Regions from separate parts of the Homo sapiens genome. Here region 1 is linked to region 2. The links are chromatin contacts, found by Hi-C or POLR2A ChIA-PET in ENCODE. All regions are on one chromosome and are shown on one strand. Each heading gives the region's core, a stretch centred on a gene start or an enhancer-like site at or near the end of the contact. The rest is flanking DNA. Distances are from core to core; before and after follow the strand shown. Region 1 overlaps PPP1R16B (protein phosphatase 1 regulatory subunit 16B). Region 2 overlaps PPP1R16B (protein phosphatase 1 regulatory subunit 16B).

Region 1 (6,530 bases), core at 302-2,801, 45 kb before region 2:
CCAATACCCCCACACTTGACCCATGCTTGCTCCACCATGAGAATGTATGAGAGAGCCAAACTTGACCCCAGGTTTTAAGAGTTGGGGATCTGCATGCAGCCCAAAGCCTTCCTGTTTCCTCTTCTGCCAGCAAGCCTAGTGCCAGGCTCTGAGCCCAAGGGATGAAAGGGCCAGTCTGACCTTTGCTCCAACCACTTCCACCCTGGAGAGAAGCCATCAAAGCACACTGTTGGGGAATATGCAGTCTACCTAAGCATTGCACCTGGTATGAAGACACACGTGTAGTGGTTCAGAATTCAGACCCCACCATTTCCCAGTGGTTTGATCTCAGATGTGTCATCTCCTCTATCTGAGCCTCAGTTTCCCCATCTGTAGAATGGGGACTATAATCTCATAAGGTTGTCTGAGAATTAGATTATAAAGTGCTGACCATAGTGTCTGGAATGAGTAAAGTGTTTAGCTACTAGCTGGCTCTCCCCTACCCCACCTCCTGGCTCCAGCAGGCACCCCTCAGGAATGTAGGGCCCAGTCTTCAAGCTCCAAGACAACAAATAGCAGCACCAGATACAGTTATCTTTGGAGATCTGTGGACTGACTACAAGATAAGGCCAAAGGGCAGTTTGGGCATTGTGGTCAGTCTCCAAGATGCCACCCAAGTACCCCAGCCTCCTAGGATTCACCTTCTTGTCCAGTTCCCTCCCCCAGTGAACAGGGCTAATGTGTCACCAATAGGATGGAGTGTGCCTTGTGAGTCTGGGTCATAAAAGATGTTTCAGCTGGCCAGGCACGGTGGCTCATGCCTGTAATCCCAGAACTTTGGGAGGCCGAGGCGGGCAGATAACCTGAGGTTAGGAGTTTGAGACCATCCTGGCCAACATGGTGAAACCCTGTCTCTACTAAAAATACAAAAATTAGCCGAGTGTGGTGGCACATGCCTGTAATCCCAGCTACCTGGGAGGCTGAGGTAGGAGAATCGGTTGAACCCAGGAGGCAGAGGTTGCAGTGAGCTGAGATCACGCCAGCCTGGGCAACAGAGTGAGACTCCATCTCAAAAAAAAAAAAACAAAAAAAAGATGTTTCAGCTTCTGTCTTGCCCCTTGGATCACCTGTTCTGGGAAAGCCAGCTGTCATAGTGTGGACTTAGCAGTCCTGTGAAAAGACCACCAGTGAGGGAGTGAGGCCTCCTGCCAACAGCGTGTGAGCGCCATCTTAGAATCAGATCCCCTAACCCAGTCAGGCCTTGGCCCACATATTGACGACAGCCTCCTGAGAGACCCTGAGCCCAAACCACCCAGCGACCCCGGGTTCCTGACTCACAGAAACTGTGAGAACACAGACATCTGTTGTTACTTTCACTTAACACCTTTTGGGGTGATTTGTTACGCAGCATACATAATGAGTGCCCCCAGAGAAGAGGCTCAACAGGAGGAAGTGGTCTCAAACCTGAAGGCATCACGCTGAGCTGGGCACCACGAGAACCGAAGAGCCCAGGCCTCCCAGACGTCTCAGAACCCAACCTCCCCCTCACCCACAGCCAGTCAAGTTTCCGTTAACCAGGGAAATTCTTTGCTGAACCCCACAGCTGACTAAGGGTTTCTATTTCCACCCACAGTGCAGAGAACCGTCCACATTTGTCACTCATCACCCAGGTCTGTTTCTTGTTCTGGGAGCACAGCCCAGGCTTCCCCACCGTGTGAGGATGGAACTGGGTCCTGACGCACCCTCCTGAGCTAAGGGTGCCACTGCCCTGGCAGGAGAGGTGGGACGGAGGTGGAAACCCCTGTCCTCAGCAGCCATGCACAGTTTTCTGATCAGCAGGGGAGTTTTGACCTGCTCTGTTTCCGACCTGGGCCACTTCATCCCTCCTTAGGCACCCTGATGGTCCTCCGCTCCCGGGAGGTCACCATATTAATGCCAAACTTAGTGCCGACACCCGATCAGCATAGCGCACTACAGCCCAGATCTCCCAGACCCAAGTGATCCTCCTGCTTCAGCCTACCGAGTAGCTGGGACTACGGGCATGCGCCACCGTGCCGCACACCCACAGTTTTCTAAATCACAAACCTAAGTGCTCCCCTCTCTCCTTCTCAGAAACCTCTCCTGGCTCCTCTCTGCCTTCACAGGGTTCGTGGTCTAGCCCAGTGGTTCTCAGTGATCCCTGGACCAGCAGCAGCAGCAGCACCTGGGAATTTGCTGGCAATGCAAATCCGGTGGCCCTACCCCAGCCCTGCTGGATCAGGAACCCTGCAGGAGGGGGGTGTCTAACAATCTACGCTTTAACAAACCCTGCCAGTGATTCCAGTGCACTGTCAAGTTTGAGAATGGTGTCTCCAGCTTCCTCTCTAACCAGTCTTCTCTGCCTCCTGCGCTCTAGAAATGCCCAACTCCTCTCTCCCTCCTTTCCCGCTCCGCAAATGTTCGCCAGGCACCAACTCTGCACCAGGTGCAGGGCTACAGCAGTGAACCAGACAGACGCCAGTCTGCCCTCTCAGAGCTTGCAATCTGCTTCCCTAGTCTGGAATGCCCTTCCCTCCTTCCTCCAAGCAGAGTCTCTGCCCAGCCGTCACACCCAGTGCAGGAGGCATTCAATAAACATTAGGTGAACAGTAAGTGAGCAAATGATTAAATGACTGAAGGCACCACCCGGTGAAGTCTTCCTTGACTCTGACTTAAGTGCCCTCAGCAGGCTCTGTGCACCTCAGTCAGAGTGCCTGCCACCCTCCACGGTGTCCAGGGCTGGGGAGCACTTGAAATGTGCATAATCCAGATTGAGACGTGCTAGGGGTGACCTTGAAGATTTAGTGTGAAAAAGATATGTAACATACCCATTAATATTTTTATACTAAATACATATTGAAATAATGTTGAGTTAAATAATTATTCAAATTAATTTCACCTGTTCCTTGCCTGCTTTACTGGAACTATTAGAACATTTAAAATTACATATGTGGCTTACATTATTTTTCCATTGATCAGAGCTGAGCTAGATTGTAAATACTTAGTTACATTACCATGGGCACACCTGCACCCACAGTCACATGACGATGAGCTCTGTGAGGGTATCTCTGCCCATTTATCTTCCCTCCGTCCCTCCCTCTGTTCCTTCCCCTTTCTTTCCCTCCCTCCCTCCTTCCTTCCCTCCCTCCCTCCCTTCCCCTTTCTTTGCCTCCCTCCTTCCTTCCTTCCCTCCCTCCTTCCTTCCCTCCCTCCCTCCCTCCCTTCGTTCCTCTCTTCCTTACTCTCTACCTCCCTACACTCCTCCTTCTCAATCCTTCCCTTTCATCCCCCTTCTCTCTCCTTCTTCCCACAGACATTGATTGAACATCTGTTCTTGTATCCCTCCATGAAGCTTGGCACAAAGCAGGTGTCCACAATGTTTGCTGAATGAATAAACCAATCCTCAGAATGCATACTGGCCCAGAGGTGACCCTGAGGGCATTTGCCTCCTATTGAATTCCCCATACCTGCTTGTTTGAGTGCAGGTTTCCCATTTCATTTCAAAAGGAGCCAAATTCCAAAGATGTTCTTATGTAACATGGGGCTGGGGTCAGTTTTCTTCTTGCATACGGGGTTCATGTGCGCTCAGGTACTGGGGCCAGGACTCTGTGTACAGGACACCTTGTTCTCAAAGCTCCAGGAGGTTGGCCAGGGCGTGGGCTTGAGCTTGCGGCTTTAGGGTCAAGCTCTCTAGTGAGAGGAGGGCACCAGGCTGAGCTATGTGCTGCCTCACCCACACCTCCGAGGTCCTGGGATGATGAGGGTACACACGGGTCAGGGAGATGCAGGCATCCGAGCCCTGTTTAAAGGTGCAGCTGCGGTAAACTGGGGCCCAGGTGTGAATCACTGCAGGACTGCAGTAAACTGGGGACTGGGTGTGAATCACTGCAGGAATTACATGCCTGCTTCCTGATAAGTCTCCGTCACAGCTGCCACTAACCACGCCCCAACCCTCCAGCCCTCCAGTTTGAGAGGCTGCAAGACACTAGAATGAGCCACAATATCCCAGCCGAGCTGCCTCTTGGAGCTGAGAACGCAGCAAGGAAATTGGCCCAGAGTCTGGCCCTTCATGTCTCCGGTCCTGCTTGCAGCTAAGACAAAGTTGTGGCCCCTACAGTATGGGCCATCAGCCAGCAGGAGCATCCCTGTCCCTTCCCTTCCCACTGTTTCACACCTTCCTAACTTTGCACTGAACCACCAGAGGCTTTCACTGCCCCAGGGCCCCTGCTTGTGCTATTTTGTTCTGCCTAGAACACTCTCCTCTAGCCCAGCCTCCCCATCCTTCTGCATGGCTGGCTCAGTTCTCATCCTTCAGGTCTCTTAAGTGTCACCTCCTCAGAGGGACCCACCTGACTGGCCTTCCTATACACACACTGTCCCTCTGTTCCCTATCAAAGCACCTTGCTTACTCCTTCACAGCATTTAGTCAGACTTTTAAATGGTAGGTTATGTGTATGTGGACTTGTAGTTTCCCCCTATAGTTTATAAACCCTACAAGGACAGGGACCTTTTCTATTTACTTATAAATGAGTCCTGGCACACCACAGGTGCTCAATAAATTTTTGCTCTGCAGGCCGGGCGTGGTTGCTCACACCTGTAATCCCAGCACTTTGGGAGGCCAAGGCGGGTGGATCACTTGAGGTGAATCACTTGAGGTCAGGAATTCAAGACCAGCCTGGCCAACATGGTGAGACCCCATCTCTACTAAAAATACAAAAATTAGTCAGGCATGTTGGTGGGCACCTGTAATCCCAGCTACTCAGGAGGCTGAGGAAGGAGAATTGCTTGAACCCAGGAGGTGGAGGTTGCAGTGAGCTGGGATCGCGTCACTGTGTTCCAGCCTGGGCGACAGAGAGAGACCGTGTCTTAAAAAAAAAAAAAAATAAATAAATAAAATTTTTGCTCTGCAGTGAAGGCAGGCAGACAGGTCCATCTTTATGTGGCAGCGGGATGGGGGTGGGGCAGGGATTTGCAGGGGAGGGGGTTAATGAACTGCCACTTTTGCCTTAAGGAATCCTATCTTCCCCTTTAATATATTCCATAGGCCAGGACATGACTTTCCAGGCCCTCAAACCACACATCTAAAAAATCTTCGCATATAAGTTGAGCAAATGAAGGCTCACACAGGGTCCATACTATGTGATTCCACTTGCATGACTTTCCAGAAAAAGCAAACTAACAATATACTTCACACCCACTAAAATGACTATAATTTCTTTAAAAACAGACAATAACAAGTGTTGATAAGCATGTGGAGAAACTGGAACCCTTGTACACTGCTGGTGAGGATATAAAATGGTGCGTAGCTACTGTGGAAAACAGTTTGGCAGTTCTCCAAAAAGTTAAAAATAGGCCAGGCGCGGTGGCTCACGCCTGTAATCCCAACACTTTGGGAGGCTGAGGTGGGTGGATCACCTGAGGTCAGGAGTTCGAGACCAGTTTGACCAACATGGTGAGATTCCATCTCTACTAAAAATACAAAAATTAGCTGGGCATGGTGGTGCACGCCTGTAATTCCAGCTACTCGGGAGGCTGAGGCACGAGAATCACTTGAACCCAGGAGGTGGAGGTTGCAGTGAGCCAAGATCGTGCCACCCGCATTCAGCCTGGGTGACACGTCAAGACTGTCTCAAAAATAAATAAATAAAAAAAAATAAAATGGCTAATTTTTTATGTGCATATCACCTCAAAAAAAAGACAAAAAGGAAAAAAATAGCCTTTAGTGGGGAAAAAAACCATCAGAACAATAGCTGCCTGGAAGAGCGTAGGGGATTGACTGGGAAGGGACACAGGGGAACTTTTTGGACTGATGGCAGTGTCCTAGAGAAATATAACATAGGCCACATATGTGATTTGAAATGTTTTGTTAACAACATTTAAAAAATAAAAACAGGTGATATTTTAATGATATATTTTACCTAATCCATATGTCCAAAATATTATAATTTTATCATGTAACCAGTATTTCATAATTCTGCCTCTTGACTGCAGTGCTGGTCACACAAATCTGCTCCTGCCATCAAAGATTTCACAGAGCCAAACACACACATCCATACACAAATGAATGCATATAAAACTGGCAAAATCTGGATCCAATTGGTGAACCGTATCAATGTCAATTTACTGGTTGTGATAACATATATTAGTTTTGCAAAATGTTACCATTTGGGAGGCTGAGGCGGGAGGATCACTTGAGGCCAGGAGTTCAAGACCAGCCTGACCAACATAGTGAAACCCCGTCTGTACTAAAAACAAAAACTAGCCAGGCGAGGTGGCATGTGCCTGTAATCCCAGCTACTCAGGAGGCTGAGGCAGAAGAATCACTTGAACCCAGGAGACAGAGATTGCAGTGAGCTGAGATCACGCCACTGCACTCCAGCCTGGGTGACAGAGTGAGACCCTGTCTCCAAAAAAAAAAAAAACTTACCATTTGGGTAAACTGGGTGTAGAACAGAAGGGATCTCTCTGTATTTTTTTTAACTGCATGTAAATCTATAATTATCTCAAAGTAAAAAGGCATGAGCTTAGCTCAC
Region 2 (5,751 bases), core at 1,008-3,507:
CAGTTACTCATTTCTTCATTATTATGACTGATCACCTCTGAGTGGAAGGTACCAAAAACATGCTAAAAGTAAAGAGTAATGGTACCAATCACTTGCGCTGTTACAGCACTTTATCCCTTTCAAAGAACTTCCCCAGCCATCATCTCAGCCAAGTGCTTCCCTAAGTGTGGAAGGAGAATCCATTCCAAGGAAATTTTCAAAAGTACAGGAACAAGCCTTGACGTAACATGGACCCACACAGAGAGCAGGGTATATAGGCTTTTCACTTCTCTTTTAATCTTTCAGACTTTCTCCAGAGAAAAGTGTCAGTCCAATGCTAACAGACCCTTAACATCTTTATAACTATGCCAATCCTCCTTCAAAACAAAGAGAAAGCAGGCCTCAGCTCCTGGCCTGGGCAAGCCACTGTATCTAGGATAGAATGTAATAACATTGTTTTGTTTCCTGTGGATTTGTTTTCACAGTTACTGTTTGTTTATGGTTGTGATATAAAATTTCCTTTTTAAACAAATCTATTTCAGTTGGAAATAGGAAGTTGATAGTAAAGAAAAATTTAATGACAATGGCGTTTAGTGTTGGCAAAACTTATAAGTGACTGATATTTGGGAAACCCATCTTGCCATTGATCTTCGTGGCAATAATCTTACAAGAGAAGCACTCATATAAACTCATTATTTTGTTTGACAAATATTTAGGTGGCATCTACCACATGCCAGGCCTGTGCTCAGGGCTAGAGAGGCAGCAGGGTAAAGGCAGACACAGTCCCTGTGCAGTGGATGGATGGCACAGACACATGGGAGTGGGTGACCTGCTCCAAGGATACAGAGGCTGAGCAGTAACTAAACCTGGGGCCTGACTCACAGCACAGTGCTCCCTCCATGGGCCCCAGGGTGGCAGGCCCCAGGCAGACAGAAGGCACCACTGCAGTGTCCTCCCTACTCCCAGCAAAGGAATTAAGGGCAGTTGCCCAGCTCCCTGGAGAAAGGTGAGAACAATGTCTCCCAAGGGCCAGTAAAAGGGGCCAGAGGCATATTTTCTCTGACTTGGCCCTCCCCGCGAGCCCCTCCCACCTTGCCCCTCTGGGTTCCTTGGAGCTGGGGCTCGAGGACAGCTCCCTCTTGATTACTGGTTTTCAGGTGACCTAGTTTCCCCCAATAGACCCGCACACCTCCTCCCACCCCCGTCTGAGAAATCCCTGCTTGGTCTAATTAAAGAACTGCCATGGTGCTGCAAACACAGCAGCGGGGTGGCCCCAAGACAGGGCACTGGCCTGGGTGCTGGGGCAGCCCACGGCAGCCATGGCTCCAATAGGCTGCAGACTGTCCTCCTTGTAAGACCTGGGCTCACCTATCCACACTTCCAGAGAAAGCCCCAGAGGGTGATGGGAACACAGCACAAACTGCCAGGACCTGGGAGAGCAATGGTTATCATCAAGACTTAAAGGGGATCCCCAAGGAAGACCTCATTTGGAGGAAAACCAGCTCCATGGAGACATAGCAAGCCCAGCATCGGAAAATCCAGACGGAACATCCTGCAGAGAATGGGATACATGGGCCCACAAGTCAACAGAGTGTCCAGAACTGGCAAGATATCTGTGGCAGGGATCTGTGGAGGCCAGGTCGGGTGAGGTCATCCAGGAAGTATCTGTGATATGAGAAGAGAAATCAGAAGCAAGGGGAAATAGGGTAGGGTACTTAATTTTTCTAACATCTGGGTGGATGAACCAAAATAGTTTGACTGTGGCCAGCAGGAAGTCTGAGGCCAAGGCACTTGACCCTTGGGGAAGCAGGAACAGGCCACTGAGGTGTGTTCACCTCTTCCCCTAGAGCCTTAACTCAGCCCCTCTTGTCTGACAAAGTCCGAACTCCATTCCTCTTGTTGACCCCAAAGGGAGAGACAGAGTCAGTGCATATCTGGGGAAGCAGAGACTCAGCTCCAGAGGGCTGACCCTTTAAGGGAAAGGCAAGAAAGTATGGCAGGGTACACCCCCGCCTTCCCACAACACACTTCTTTGAATAATAGCATCGCCCAAAATATGGCAGGGGAGTAGGCAGGATGTACTACAGAACTCCTCACACTCTCCACCTTCAAAAAAGAAAGAAGACTATTACAAGAGTGTTATTTGGGGGAATAAATATACCTCTGGGAAAACTACAGAGGCACTGGTTTGGTGGTGATCTGTGTATTCCCACATTATTACTCAGTGCTGGGTCCTGATGGGCCAGAGCCTGTCAGCAGCGGCCTGAGCCCAGCACAGTGAGTGGTTGAGGCTAGGCACGTGTCCTGAGTTGGCCCAATCAGAAGCTCTCTCTTCTCACAATCTGTGAACTGGAAGCACAACACACAGTTGCTCCTGGAAGCCTTGTTGCCACCATCCCTGCAGGAAGCTGGCTTTTGGATGAAACCAATGCTTGGCGGTCACCAGAGGGAAACAGGGTCCTTTAAGTAAGGGGTCTCAGGACTTCAGTTATCCAAGCCAACAAAAGCCCCTTTATTATTTGAGCCAGTTGAATTGGATGTTGCCACCTGTGGCCAAAAGCACCTTAAGAGACAGCAATGATGTTTTTAGGGGTGCAGAAATAGGGACCCCAGAGGCAACTGCTGCTTGTAGCAAAATGAATGGCCTCTTGCTGAGGCATATTACCAAATACCTCCTCTTCCCCTTACAATGGTTATTTCTTGGCTCTTCAGGCCTGAGGTGAGGCCCAGCTTTGAGGAAGGGTAGGAAGGTCAAAGCCAGGTTTCCCTGCCCACTCAGCTGGGAGAAGCGGGCCCAGGCTTTGTGACTGCTTAATTCTGGGGGAGCAGTCGGTTGACACATTTTTGGACTCAAGCCTAGTGCCTCGAGAAAAACAACATGAAGGAAGGTGAATTCAAATTTAAGAGATTTTAAAATATGAGTCAGAAAGTGTTTCAAAGTTCACACTGTTAAAAGGAAATGTGAAGATTTGTTTTCATGTTCTTCAGCTATTCTTCTCTACACAATATTGGCAGCAGCCTGGAGGAAGGCGATGGGTCCTTTTCTCCTTGTGTTTCCTGTACCATTGAGCATGAGGGAAAGAAGAAAACAAAACAAACAGTGCTGGCTTTCCTACTCCTGGGATCTCACTCGGGACCTACTTTCTCTCCTAAAGGATGTACACCCCCGCCCTCCCACAACACACTTCTTTGAATAATAGCGTCATTTTTTTTTTCCAGCATAAAGATGCTTTAACTCATGAGCAAAGAGACTTCTGGGGCCCTTGGTGCTCCAAATACCTGAATTAGAAATCAATGTTGTCTCCCCTAATCTCATTCCCATGGGATTTTTGTGGACTGACTGTCCTACTCCTGCTAGGATGAACCTTCTAGACTTTGGGCATTGCCATCATAGACAGATCTCCTGGTTTTAAATCAGTCGTGAAACTCAGATCCCCACAGGTCAACTCCGTAACTCCAATTCTCCCAGCTGTGCTCCTTCATTCAGATCTCTGACTTGTCACTGTCCCCTGAAGCCCATTGACTATAACCCCATTTAGCAGGACTTTGTGTGTGTTGGGGAGGCTGAAGGTAGAGGAGGCAGGATTCAAAAACCACACATTTAACAAGAACAAAGAGTGATGAAACAACTCATGCATCTTGAGCTTTCCCAGGAGAAGAATCATGTCATCATGTCCAGCAGTGGAACAATAACAGACCTACTGACCTCTGTCTGAACTGGCTGGGCCATATTGGGAGCAGACCAGGTGTTAACAAAAGGCAACAAAAAAGGATCGGCTTTGTTCCAGGCCTCTGGAGGGCAGAGTGAGGCTTAGGCATGGTAATATGAAGAGTGGGATCCACAGCCTGGGCAACATAGCAAGACCCCGTCTCTACAAAAATAAATTAAAATTAGCCAGGTGTGGTGGCGTGTGCCTCTAGTCCCAGCTACTTGGGAGGCTGAGGTGGGAGGATCACTTGAGCCCAGGGGTTTGAGGCTGCAGTGAGCTATGATGACACCACTCCATTCCAGCCTGAGTGACAGGACAAGACCCTGTCTCTAAAAAATAAAAATAAATCATTTAAAAAATAAATACATGAATAATTTTTTAAAAAGAACAACTAGGATCAGCCTGGCATGAGGATAAACTGTCTAACAGTGATAATTCAACAAAGTCCAGCCATGGCATGATGCTGGAGTCCCCACTACCAGGAACTCCATGGCCTTTAGAGGTCTATGGTGGGTGGTAGACGGGAATGGCCCCATGAAGGCCCATGAGCCCCAATCCTGGCCTGCAGGGGCTGGCATCGTATTGGGACTAAGCACTCTATCATGCATATCTGCACCCAGCATTTGGTAACCACCAGGCTACACAACTTGCAAGGCCCATTTTAAGCAGGTGCTGATTGATGATTTGGATTGGTTCTGCCTGTCAGGGTGAAGCCGCTCTCTCAGGCTCAGCTCCAAGAAAACTTCAAAGGAGGCCACAGCTCAAACAGGTAAAGGAATACCCATGAACACACTGGTCTTCCATGCTGAGCTTCCCCTGCAAGAACTTGAACCCAGGGAAGCCCACACACTTTTGGGTAAGTACAGCAGTGTGGAGAAGGCCGTAGGGGACAGGAACAAGGGTGCCAAGGACAGGGGCACACACAAAGCTAACATGATGTCTACAAACGCATTAGTCAGTCACAGTCACGGTGCTAAACCAAACAGCCTGTCTTCTAAAGAAGCTTATGTAATAGCTAAGCTTGGGGAAACGGGAGTCAAATTACAAACAGTTTCTCCAGGCTTGAGGGAGTGTGGTCCACCCCCTCCCTTCACAGGGAGATAAAAACTCCCTTTGCAGCTGGAGGGATCATTTTCCAAAGGAGGCCACCTGTGGCTACCGAACACACTCCTGGGTTACACAGTTATTAAATTGGGGATGGCCCTTCACATCGGGTAGGCTGGGGGTGGCCTCTAATCCCTGCCTTTCTCTCCCAGCACAACACTCATGACCAAACTTTCCTCTCTTGTGCCACCACTTAGGTTGGTGGTGGCTACTTGGTGCACTGTGAGGAGAGGGATTACGAAGCCATGTGTGATAACAGGGAGAACGTGTGTTGTGATCAATTAGCAAAGCCTGCCATGGCTGAAGAGGTGGGAAGTGGCTGCATGCACACTGAGTACGCAATTCTGTTCTACATCATCCAGTAGTTGCCTTTGTATCCACTGATTAAAATCCTTGGCTGGGCATGGTACTTTATGCCTGTAATCCCAGCACTTTGGGAGGCCAAGGATCTAGGAAGTTATCAGGTATGAGTGGAAAGGCCCTTCAAATCCCAGAATATCATCCAAACAACAGCAACAACTCACTGTGGCATCCATGGTAGATAAGCATCAAGGAAATCTCAGGTTCACATAGGAATGTTTCCAATAACCCATCCTAGGGAGCAAAGGAAGAACTGTACTCCACCCTGATAAGGTGACTAGATCCAGACTCTAGGAACTCAAGCAGAGGAGGGCAGTCCCTATTTTACTCCATATGGACGTTAGCAAGTACTTGTTCTATTACAAATTGGTCTATCTGGTTTGTTAACCAAAATGTCCCCTTATCTCCCTGATCACTAATACAATGGATTTTCTGATATCTTCTTGCATTTTACCAGGAAGATCTTCTAAAGCACTTGCGGCTCTTTTACAGTTTTTTTCTAGTTCCTACTTCCCCCTCCCAAGGCTGGCCCTGGAATGTGGGGAGACAGCATGCTGTTGGTAATTGGATAGGGTCCATTCAGGAATGGAAAAGGACC

The links. Hi-C counts contacts between places; a loop is a spot of excess contacts on that map. ChIA-PET counts read pairs that join two places held with the same protein, here RNA polymerase II (POLR2A). Pooled maps may share reads with other maps.
Region 1: a loop to region 2 is called in a map of endothelial cell of umbilical vein, with 5 times the contacts of the local background. The contact joins two enhancer-like sites. A Hi-C loop is called at or near these places in 9 of 168 maps with a recorded cell type or tissue (GM12878, endothelial cell of umbilical vein, heart left ventricle and 4 more), 4 of 37 single-sample maps with no recorded cell type and 17 of 50 pooled maps. POLR2A ChIA-PET finds 5 or more read pairs at or near these places in 21 of 52 experiments (CD4-positive, alpha-beta T cell, CD4-positive, alpha-beta memory T cell, CD8-positive, alpha-beta memory T cell and 16 more).

What each region holds. Positions count from the first base shown.
Region 1 is chr20:38,868,277-38,874,806 of GRCh38, reverse strand. The region is part of intron 2 of PPP1R16B (protein phosphatase 1 regulatory subunit 16B); the gene reads right to left. It also overlaps the pseudogene RN7SL116P. Among named protein-coding and RNA genes, the nearest start is that of FAM83D, 55 kb to the left of the region's middle. RefSeq lists enhancers at 1,200-1,519, 3,468-3,557, 3,578-3,637, 3,766-4,336. Within about 2 kb of position 1,551, at least 10 of the 41 ENCODE cell types and tissues checked have a DNase peak (open chromatin) inside an H3K27ac peak, as active enhancers do.
Region 2 is chr20:38,825,236-38,830,986 of GRCh38, reverse strand. The region is part of intron 1 of PPP1R16B (protein phosphatase 1 regulatory subunit 16B); the gene reads right to left. Among named protein-coding and RNA genes, the nearest start is that of PPP1R16B, 22 kb to the right of the region's middle. Within about 2 kb of position 2,257, at least 4 of the 41 ENCODE cell types and tissues checked have a DNase peak (open chromatin) inside an H3K27ac peak, as active enhancers do.